Regions from separate parts of the Homo sapiens genome. Here region 1 is linked to region 2. A link is an interaction called in ENCODE POLR2A ChIA-PET data of the cell type or tissue named here. Cell type or tissue: PC-9. All regions are shown on one strand. Each heading gives the region's core, and the rest is flanking DNA. Links, peaks and the distances in the headings are about the cores only. Region 1 overlaps NFX1 (nuclear transcription factor, X-box binding 1). Region 2 overlaps UBAP2 (ubiquitin associated protein 2).

Region 1 (5,382 bases), core at 215-5,214, 610 kb before region 2:
GCTATGATCATGCCACTGCATTCCAGCCTGAGTGACAAGAGTGGGACCCTGTCTCCAAAAATTAATAAAGCTATAAATATATATATTTGTTATCTTTTTCAGCTTCTTTAATAGATATAACATTATATAAAGTTCTAACAAAGTAGTATTGGGTTTATAACATATAGATGTGATATGTATAACAATAACTGCACAAAAGGGGAGAAGAATAGAGCTGTGTAAGGGTAAACCTTCTGTATCTTACTGGAGTTAGTATAAATCTGAAGTAGATTCTGATAAGATGTATATGGTAAGCCCTAGAGGGACCATTAAGAAAATAACTCAAAACATTTAGTGAAAAATATAATTAAGGGAATTACACTATAAAAAATATTGACAAAATGCAAATGAAAATAGGAAAGGAGTATTAGAATAACAAAAAAGACATGAGACTTACAGAAAACTAAAAAAGACGAACATAAATCCAGCTATAACAGTAACATTAAATGTGAATGGATTGAGCAAAAGCAGATATTTTTGAGTTTTGATTTATTTATTTTTTATAGAGGTGGAATCTCACTCTATTTCCTGGGCTGATCCCGAACTCCTAGGCTCAAGCAGTCCTCCCACCTTGGCTTCTCAAAGTGCTGGGATTACAGGCATGAGCCACTGCACCCAGCCAAAAGCAGAAATTTTTTAGACTGGATTTAAAAAACAAGATCCAACTATATGCTCTCTTGAGATGGAGTCTTGCTCTGTTGCCCAGGCTGGAGTGCAGTGGCATGATCTTGGCTCACTGCAACCTCCGCCTCCCAGGTTCAAGCGATTCTCCTGCCTCAGCCTCCTGAGTCGCTGGGATTACAGGTGGGCGCCACCACGCCTGGCTAATTTTTTTGTATTTTTAGTAGAGACAGGGTTTCACCATGTTGGTCAGGCTGGTCTCAAACTCCTGACCTCATGATCTGCCCACCTCGGTCTCCCAAAGTGCTGGGATTACAGGCGTGAGCCACCGCACCAGGCCATGGAGACAATCTTTATAGTCAAAGATACAATGAGGCTGAAAGTTAAAGAATAGAAAAAGTACACCATGTAAACAGTAGCCATAAGAGACCCCAGGTGATCCCCATAGGGTCCTGGAAACAGGACTTGTCCTAAACCTAGTTTAGCAGCATGGATGCAGGCACCACCAGACATTCACAGAGCTCTAGTCAGTCAGACTGTGGATCATGGCTTCTGATTATTTATAATCCCCAGATGACTTTCAGAGTCGACAGCATTCCACTAAAGTCATCCATGGCTACAGTTTTAGGGAGATTCAAGTCTACACTGGAGATGTGGGGCCTGAGGAAAAAGAAGATTTATTCTGTGTTTTTGTTATTTGTTTTGAAACAGGGTCTTGCTCTGTCACCTAGACTGGAGTTCAGTGGTGCGATCACAGTTCACTGTAGCCTCAACGTCCCATGCTCAGGAGATTTTCCCACCTCAGACTCCTGAGTAGCTGGGACTGTAGGCCTGCATCACCACTCCTGGCTAATTTCTTGTTTTTGTGCTTTTTTTTTTTTTGGTAGACACAGGGTTTCACCATGTTCCCAGGTGATCTCGAGCTCCTGGGGTCAAGCGATCCTCCCACCTCAGCCTCTCAAAGTGCTGGAATTATAGGCATGAGCCACCACACTTGGCCTTTTTTTGACTTAGGCAAATCGTCGTATACTTTAAAGCATATTCCAGTGTCTAAGCTGGGCCCTGAAGTTGTCAGAAAAGGCCCAGTCTGCCAGATGAAGGGAAGATAGGGAAGAAGCATTGACTGCATACTTCCCTCAACTCTGATTCTGGAGTTGCAGGGCATGGAGGGGAAGACCAGTGTGGCTAGCAAATTTGGGAGTATGAAAATGAGTAGTTGCAGTTTTCATTTCCAGCTCTTTTCGTTTTTATTAAAGATTTCATTCATACCTGTGAAAAGCTCTGCCATGAAGGAGACTGTGGACCATGCTCTCGCACATCAGTTATTTCCTGCAGATGCTCTTTCAGAACAAAGGTAAATCCTAAACAATGCTAGAGTTGTTGCCATCAATGTTTTCTTTAAAATGGTGATTATGGGAGGGGAGGAATCAAAATAACCTCAGTAGATTAGGTATGGGAAGTGGTTGTGGCACTCAAGGTCCAGAGGCCTATAGTGGGATAAGGCAAATATACAGATCACTCTACCAAATACAGGTGTGATAGTCTGAAAAGGGGAACAGTAGCACTGTTGCAAGGAGTCAGCCAACTAAGAAGTTAGAGGAAACACAGTCCATATGACCACCCACTTGTGGCACCAACTTTTGATACCAATTGAAAGTTCAGTGGTCCCTAAGACCACCTGCGAGGCTTGATAATTTGATAAAAGGACTCACCGAACTTGCTGGTGGTTACACTCATGGTTAGAGCTTTACTACAAGGAGGTTACAGTTTTATTACAAGGAAAAGGATACAGATTAAATCAGCCAAGGGAAGAAGTATGTAGGACAGAGTCCAAAAAAATACCAAAGGTGGAACTTCATTTGTCCTTTCCCTGTGGAGTCAGGAAAGTATTACTCTCTCCGCTTCAGTGTGTGCCAGCATACATGGAATATTGCCAACCAGGAAAGTTCACCCAGACCTGTGTGTTCAGTTTTTATTGGTGCTCTATTGTGCAATCATAGTTGACTGCCCATGTGGCTAATCTCAGTCTCCAGTCTCTCCCGAGGTGTACCGATACCATGTGACCCAAAACCCCTGCCCTAAAACTATCCAGTGTGGCCAGCCTGCTCCTAAATCACGTAATTGGACTATCCAGTGACTCAAGACTCCAGGCAAACAATGACACTTATATCAGGCATGGCATTCCACTAGGCTTAGAGATTACCTCTCAGAAGCCAAGCACAAAGGCCAGACTCTCTTTAAGTAAGGTTTAATTCTTCACTGTACATCTGTTTTGTCAGTTTCTACTTTCTGGTGAAAGCCTGGATGGTTTTTATTTTTCTTTTTTTTTTTTTAATTTTATTTATTTATTTTGAGACAGAGTCTCACTCCATCACCCAGGATGGAGTGCAGAGGCGCAGTCTTGGCTCACTGCAGCCTCCACCTCCCAGATTCAAGTGATTCTTATGCCTTAGCCTCTGGAGTAGCTGGAATTACAGGTGCATGCCATCACACCCGGCTAATTTTTGTATTTTTAGTAGAGACGGGATTTTGCCATGTTGGCCAGGCTGGTCTCAAACTCCTGACCTCAAGTGATCCTCCTGCCTCAGCCTCCCAAAGTGCTGGGATTACAGGTGTGCACCACCACTCCTGGCTAATTTTTGTATTTTTAGTAGAGGTGGGGTTTCACCATGTTGGCCAGGCTGGTCTTGAACTCCTGACCTCAGGTAATCTACCCGCCTCAGCCTCCCAAAATGCTGGGATTACAGACGTGAGCCACTGTGCCCAGCCTACCTTGGATAGTTTTCATCAGACTTTATGTTATAAAAAGTCTTCGGGTGATTCAGCTTGGGGAACACACTGAGTGTTGATTTATCCTGCTCTTTGACCTACTTAGTCATTTTAGTGTATATCAACATTTGTCCCAGTAGAGTACAAGCCAGGGTGGAGACAGAATTGTGAACCGTTGGTTCTGTTAAACACAATGCAGGGTCTGGCAGCATCTGACTTGCGAATAATTCTGAGGATATAGTCCATAAATGGGAAGCTAGTTTAATAGGAAAACTTCAGAAAAAAGGGAAAAGTAGTATAATTTACATGTTACAAAAGTTGTGTAATCATATATGGGTTTTTTCCTGAAAGAAATTACAATATACATAGGATAACAGAGGCATTTTTGAATGTCAGGTATGGGACCACTTTTGTACTTTGTAAATACTGTATTAAAGACTGAGATGCTGTGATTTGGCAATCATAAATTTAGTAATGCCCAGAGATGCTCTTTGTGATCTGTGTGACTGAAAATTGTAAGCAGGGTTGGGACATGTAAGCTGGAAGTGGCTGCTGTCAGTTTTCTTCATTCTCCCACAATCCCTCTTTCTATCTCTACGTTTTCTTGCTTCTCATTGACTCTTTGTCCTCACTCCCTCTAATAGTGGACTCCATGGCAGTGAGTGTATTCTTGAAAAGCTATGTGTAAGTTGAATTTTTGCAAGTAGAAGTCCTTAAATTGCAGGAGGAGCTCACTGTCAATACAAACTCTGTTAAACCTGTTTGACAAAGTAAAAAAAAAACTCTTCAAAAAGCTGATAATTGGCTGGGTGTGGTGGCTCACGCCTGTAATCCCAGCACTTTGGGAGGCTGAGGTGGGCGGATCATGAGGTCAGGAGATTGAGACCATGGTGAAACCCCGTCTCTACTAAAAATACAAAAAATTAGCCAGGCACGGTGGTGGGCGCCTGTAGTCCCAGCTACTCGGGAGGCTGAGGCAGGAGAATGGTGTGAACCCAGGAAGTGGAGCTTGCAGTGAACCGAGATTGCACCACTGCGCTCCAGCCAGGGCAACAGAGCAAGACTGTCTCAAAAAAAAAATAAAAAAAATAAGCTGATAATTATCACCTCATTGTTTAACTAGATTTTTCATGAATATGGATTTTTCATGACATGGTTTTGGTAATGGAATGGGCTTTTCCACAGAAGTGAGTTTTCTAGATAAATAAAACATTTCTTAAAACTTCAAAGGTTGTTTTCATTTCATCACTTTGGTGGGATTCTGATAAATGTATGCTGTGTCTATGTCTTCATAAAGCATGCTATATTTAAGTCTTTATGGTAATTCATGTGCAGGAATTTATGGGAGTTCTGCCTTTCCTGACAATTGTAGATAACCACTCCTGCATATCATTTCTTCCATATAATCCAGTGTTCACTGATGGGAGCATTAACTCAGTTTCATGAGTCACTTTTGCTTTATATCTGTAGAGAGCATATAGGGAACTTTTTCATATCATCAATCCCAGACACCTCATTTTTTATCTGAAATGTATATTTTCCAGCCAAGAACCTTTTATTGCTTAGACTTCTTCACATCTGTTATCAACTTCAGTAGCTGCTTTTTTTTTTTTTTTCAGGATAATTTTTACGAAGAGGGGACTTTTAAAGTCATTTTTCTCATTTCTGAGTACATGGCAACCTGTAAATGACATCAAAGCCAAAATCAGATGTAGAAGCCGGGCAGCTAGCCAGACTCATTCTACCCCAAGTGACTGACTTCCTTCCCACACACCATCATCACTACACACGATTTTTAGGATCATGCCTTAGCAAAATTACGTGATAGACCTTTTAGACCACTCACATGTAGTGGAAACCAAACTTTAGAGGCCAAACCAAAGATCCTGCTTTATTTCACTTTGCTGTAGTTTTGTGATATTATCAGGTGTGCTCTGAAGTGTGTAGAGCCGT
Region 2 (5,382 bases), core at 307-5,306:
ATGCAGGCAGATTTAATATGGGAACCACCACAGTGTCGTTTCTTTGGCTCTAGAAAGGCTTCTTCCTAAACTGGAAGCATATCTATACTTTTCTCAGCTGCCTACACCAAGTAAGATGCTGCAAATGTGTGTGTGAGGGTGTATACACCCTAGGAGGGGTTCTTGTGGGGCAAGGGCTTGGATTTACTCATAGGATTATCAAGTTCCAGCACTGTTAATAAAAATTGTTGGCTTAAAAATTTACTCAGAAACCTTGGACATACAGAGTTGTTGAGCTGAAATCCTAAGCTATCATGTCATATTTACAAAATAATGTCAAGTGATAAAAGGAACAAAGAGCCCAGTGTAGTGGCTCACCCTATAATCCCAGCACTTTGGAAGAAGGCCAAGATAGGTGGATTGCGTGAACCCAGCAGTTCAAGATCAGACTGGGCAACATGGTGATACCCCGTCTCTAAACAAAATACAAAAGTCAGCCAGACATGGCAATGCATGTCTGTAGTCCCAGCTCTTTGGGAGGCTAGGGTGGGAGGACTCACTGAGCCCGGGAGGTCAAGGCTGCAGTGTGCTGTGATCGCGCCACTGGACTCTAACCTGGGTGACAAAGCAAGAACCTGTACTCCCCCAAAAAACAAACAATCCACAGAATTGCTCACACTGAATGCTCACATATTAATTTTTAGCATTTCTTATCAATAAAGTATCTTTAATTAAGATATCCACATTGTAACTTTTATATGCACTAGGAAACCAAAAAATTAGCGCAACTTTCTTTATTGCAGTGGTATAAAACAACCTGCAGTATCTCCAAGGTATGCCTGTAGTGTCATCCATATTATTTTAATTTCCTGGGACAGAATGATGTTCAAGTATTACTAGTGTGACATGAAATGTGTATACTTGTTCTTTTTTAAGTTTCTTTCTAAGATTCTCAGGAGATATTGGTACATCTCAACTTAACAGAAAGCAATACAACTGGCAATGACCATCAGATATGCAGTTAGCAAGAATCTAGAAGGGTAAAACTTTAAAACTATATCAAAAATAGATCTGGTTCCTTTATCTATAGTCCAGTATTATTAACAAAAACTAGGTAGAAAATACATAATTTTAACACAAAAATACCTAACAGTGATGAAGAAGCAAATACATTCAAAGCAAATGGGGCAATCAGAGAGAAAGCAGTACATGAAATATTCAGAGATATTTCAGACAATGTAGAAGTACCCAGTACTACAGCCAAAGTGCTCATACTACACGCATGCTTGGTTTTCTCCACAAAGTGTATGAACCTGCAGATCTATCCACACACTCAAGAGCATGGGTGCTAGAGATGCCCACTATAAACAAACTCAATGAACTATAAGGATTCTACTCAAAAGGTTAGTCAATTTGTAAAATAAAATCATATCCAAGAAGCATAATTTAACCAAACATTAATTTCCAAATAAGACGGACATCTTCTGAGAAAAAAACTAAAATACCACTTACCATGATGGTTCCTGGAGCTGACTCTGATGAACTCACAGGGCTTTGGTATGGGATCCTGTTATGCACAGAACTCTGGTCATAAGAGGAAGACATTGCTACTGGACTAGCAGAATTCAGTGATGAGCTTGTCAGACTGCAGGAGGTAATGACGGAAGTTGTATATGTGGAGTTCTGTACTGCACTGGTCATTGATAAAGATGTATTCAAAGGCTCACTGAAAAGAGTCAAAAATATTCAACATAATTTTGTTACTTTAAATAGCTTCATAAAAAAAAAAAAACATAAACAGCTTCACGAGATGCAACTACTGCATCAATTTATTATCCCAAATGAGACCCACCTAATTTAACTGAGAGATAGGGGGACATCTTTAAGAATACTTAGGCTGCGTGCGGTGGCTCACGCCTGTAATCCCAGCACTTTGAGAGGCAGAGGTGGGCGGATCCGGAGGTCAGGAGATCGAGACCATCCTTGCCAACATGGTGAAACCCCGTCTCTACTAAAAATACAAAAATTAGCAGGGCGTGGCAGTGGGCACCTGTAATCCCAGCCACTCTGGAGGCTGAGAAAGGAGAATCACTTGAACTCGGGAGGCAGAGGTTGCAGTGAACCAAGATCGCGCCACTGCACTCCAGCCTGGCGACAGAGCAAGACTCTGTCTAGAAAAAAAGAAAAAAAATAAGAAGATTCTTTAAGGAATCCAGGTGTTTGAGACCATCTTTAAAAAGGAAACTTAAACAAATATCAGGTTTTGCCTCTGGAATGTGAAAAAACTAAAACAACAACAACAACAAAGTCAGCCAGGCCGGTGGCTCATGCCTGTAATCCCAGCACTTTGGGAGGCTGATGCAGGCAGATTCATTGAGCTCCAGAGTTTGAGGCCAGTCTGGGCAACATGACGAAACCCTGTCTCTACAAAACATATTTAAAAATTAGCTGGGCATGGTGGTGCACGCCTGTAATCCCAGATACTCAGGAGTCTGAGGCAGGAGGATCATTTGAGCCTGGGAGGCAGAGGTTGCAGCGAGCCAAGCATGCTGCTGCACTCCAGCCTGGACAACAGAGCAAGACCCTATCTCAAAAAAAAAAAAAAGAAAAGAAAAGAAAACTAAAATCTGAGATTTTGTATTTATAAAATATTCCACTGAAGGAAAATGACTGCTGCAAACATGTGGAGAAATTAGATCCCTCATAGACTACTGGTAGGAATGTCAAATGCTACAGCCACAGTGGAAACAGTATGGGAGTTTCCTGAATGGTTAAGTTACCATATGACTCAGCAACTCTACTCCTGGGATATACATCCCAAAGAACTGAAAGCATGCAAAACTTGAAACCAAATGTCCATAGCAGCATCATTCACTATAGTCAAAAAGAGCAAACAACCCAAATGTCCACCAACTAATGAATGAATAAAATGTGGTATTATCAACACAATGAAATATTTGGCAATAAAAATGATACATTAAACATGGGTGTACCTCGAAAACTTACACTAAGTGAAAGATCAGACATAAAAGGCCACATATTCCAAGATTCCAGTTATATGAAATGTCCAGGTAGGCAAATCCAGAGACAGATTATTGGTTGCTAAGGGGCAGGGCAATGAAGAAACTGAGACTGTCTGCTACAGGTATGGGGTTTCTTATGGAGATGATGGAAGGTCTGGATAAACACTGAGGATAGCTATTACCACAGGATGTATTCTTTTCCACCAGTTGATCTCTCTTAGGGTCTATTTTGCTTCATAACAAAGGACTAAATTCAGTACCTTAAAGACTTCGAATACAAGCTGATGGGAATCTGATTACTATTTTCACTGCTTGGAGCTGATCCAAATTCAGAGAGAGAAGGTTCTGACCCAAATTCCAGAGCCCCAAACTGCACATTTAATCCTGTGACATCTGCTGAACCAGGCATTTCCACTGCAGAAGCTGGGATCTGAAAAAGCAAAGCTGTCGTGTCAGGAACAGAGGTCACAGATTCCAGGTCACAAAGGCCTATAACAGAGCCAAACAAGCATTTAGGTTCCCAGGCAATACTGGCAAGAAGAAGGAGTGAGAAACAAGGAGAAAATAGGCTAAGACTTTTCTAAAAAGAGAAAGAAAAAAAACAAGCTAAGAAAAATTAAAAGTTGGCTGGGCATGGTGGCTCATGCCTGTAATCCCAGGACTTTGGGAGGCCAAGACAGGAGGATCATTTGCACCCAGGAGTTCAAGACCAGCCTGGACAACACGGCGAGACCCTGTCTCATTTAAAAAAAAAAAGGAGAAATTAAAAGTTAAACAGGAATGGTTGGCATTAATATCACCACCTGCATCTAAGAGCAATGCGGGGGAGTTGTGATGGTGGGTGGGAAGTGAACACTGAGCTGACTACTCTATTTTTGGGGACTCACCAATGATGAAAGTATCACCTGGTCAAGGAACCATGCATCCTCCAACTATGGGATACAGCAAAACCCTCAAGAACAACAGTTCTCTGAGCCAGATCTTCAAATCTGTACTTGAAATAAGGATCTGTGGCTCTCAGCACAAACCCATTCCCTCTAATACTAGTCTGGTCACTCAGAAATGGCCATATCCTTATTATGCAATCAATAAGCTATGTGCTTGAAAAACACTGTACCCCAGTTTCCAAAACTTAGTATCCCACTAGAGCTGAATGTAAAAATAATTCCAGCTTTAGGACGGTGACTTCATGATGAAATGCCCACCTTAGAAGCTGGGGGTATCCGCCGCTTAGCAAGTTTGATGTGTTTGGGCTGTGGCTGGTGGACAGACACAGAGATATTTTCAATGGTCGTGCTGGGAAGCTGCAAAAGCTTGTTCACAGTGGAGGGACTGTCTCCAGGTGTTGATTCTCGAAGTTTTGCCTGGGAAGGAAAGGACTCCAAACCAGGAGGAGGAACAGTGACTGCCTGGCTCTGGTGCTGTTGTCGCTGGCTCAACTGGCTAAGAACTGGGGATGGCTCAGGTTGAGATTTGAAGTCTAAAAAAAGTAAGCAGCAATTAATGAGGCATAATGGCTTCACAATGTTCTTCAATAGAACATGAAGTGTTCTATTACCACCAATTTCTCCAAATCATTTCCAGTTGAATTTCTTAGGTTTTACACACACTATGTGTAACACTTCATTTATGATAAACGGGAAAAGTTCCTAAATGGGTACACACCTTGTTTCCTATCCAGAGAGATTTGGTTTATGTTTAAGCATAGGGAGTGATGAACTCGTGAGAACAATATTATGGTGCTATACACACCTGACCATTAGCTAACAGAGAATCATACTTTTATTATTTTATGGATTTTCTACATAACTGTTAAAAATTTGAGCCAGGCACAGTCACTCATGCCTATAATGCCAGCACTTTGGGAGGCTGAGGTGGGAGGATTGCTTTAGCCCAGGAGTACAAGGCTGCAGTGAGCTATGATTGCACCACTGCATTCCAGCCTGGATGACAAAACAAGACCATGTCTTCATCCAAAAATTAAAAAAAAAAAAACTTATTAAGTTTTTGGACTAATTGATATATATATATATATGATGTTACAAAATCCAAAAGATGGCTGGGCGCAGTGGCTCACGCCTGTAATCCCAACACTTTGGGAGGCCGAGGCAGGCAGATCACGAAGTCAGGAGATCAAGACCATCCTGGCTAACATGGTGAAACCCCATCTCTACTAAAAATACAAAAAAATTAGCCGGGTGTGGTGGTGGGCACCTGTAGTCCCAGCTACTCGGGAGGCTGAGGCAGGCCCTATGACGTGAACCCGGGAGGCGGAGCTTGCAGTGAGCTGAGATGGCGCCACTGCACTCCAGCCTGGGTGACAGACTGGGTGACAAACAAACAAACAAAAAACAAAATCCAATAGATACAAGAATATGTA

What was found. Peaks named below come from ENCODE experiments on the same cell type or tissue, not always from the same donor. Only the 100,000 strongest peaks of a DNase experiment are listed, where the experiment ranks them.
Region 1: POLR2A ChIA-PET joins it to region 2 with 8 read pairs; 1 of 35 experiments calls an interaction of 5 or more read pairs at or near these places.

Annotation. Positions count from the first base shown.
Region 1 is chr9:33,326,665-33,332,046 of GRCh38, forward strand. NFX1 (nuclear transcription factor, X-box binding 1) reads left to right here. Exons shown (of 24, transcript NM_002504.6): 10 at 1,917-2,014. Among named protein-coding and RNA genes, the nearest start is that of NFX1, 39 kb to the left of the region's middle. In PC-9, for the core only: no CTCF peak of the experiment used is centred there; DNase peaks (open chromatin) are centred at 2,697 and 3,487; H3K4me3 peaks cover 352 bases; H3K27ac peaks cover 4,226 bases.
Region 2 is chr9:33,940,158-33,945,539 of GRCh38, forward strand. It overlaps UBAP2 (ubiquitin associated protein 2), which reads right to left. Exons shown (of 29, transcript NM_001370062.2): 14 at 4,208-4,482; 15 at 3,263-3,432; 16 at 1,492-1,705. Among named protein-coding and RNA genes, the nearest start is that of SNORD121B, 8.5 kb to the left of the region's middle. In PC-9, for the core only: no CTCF peak of the experiment used is centred there; a DNase peak (open chromatin) is centred at 2,734; H3K27ac peaks cover 1,188 bases.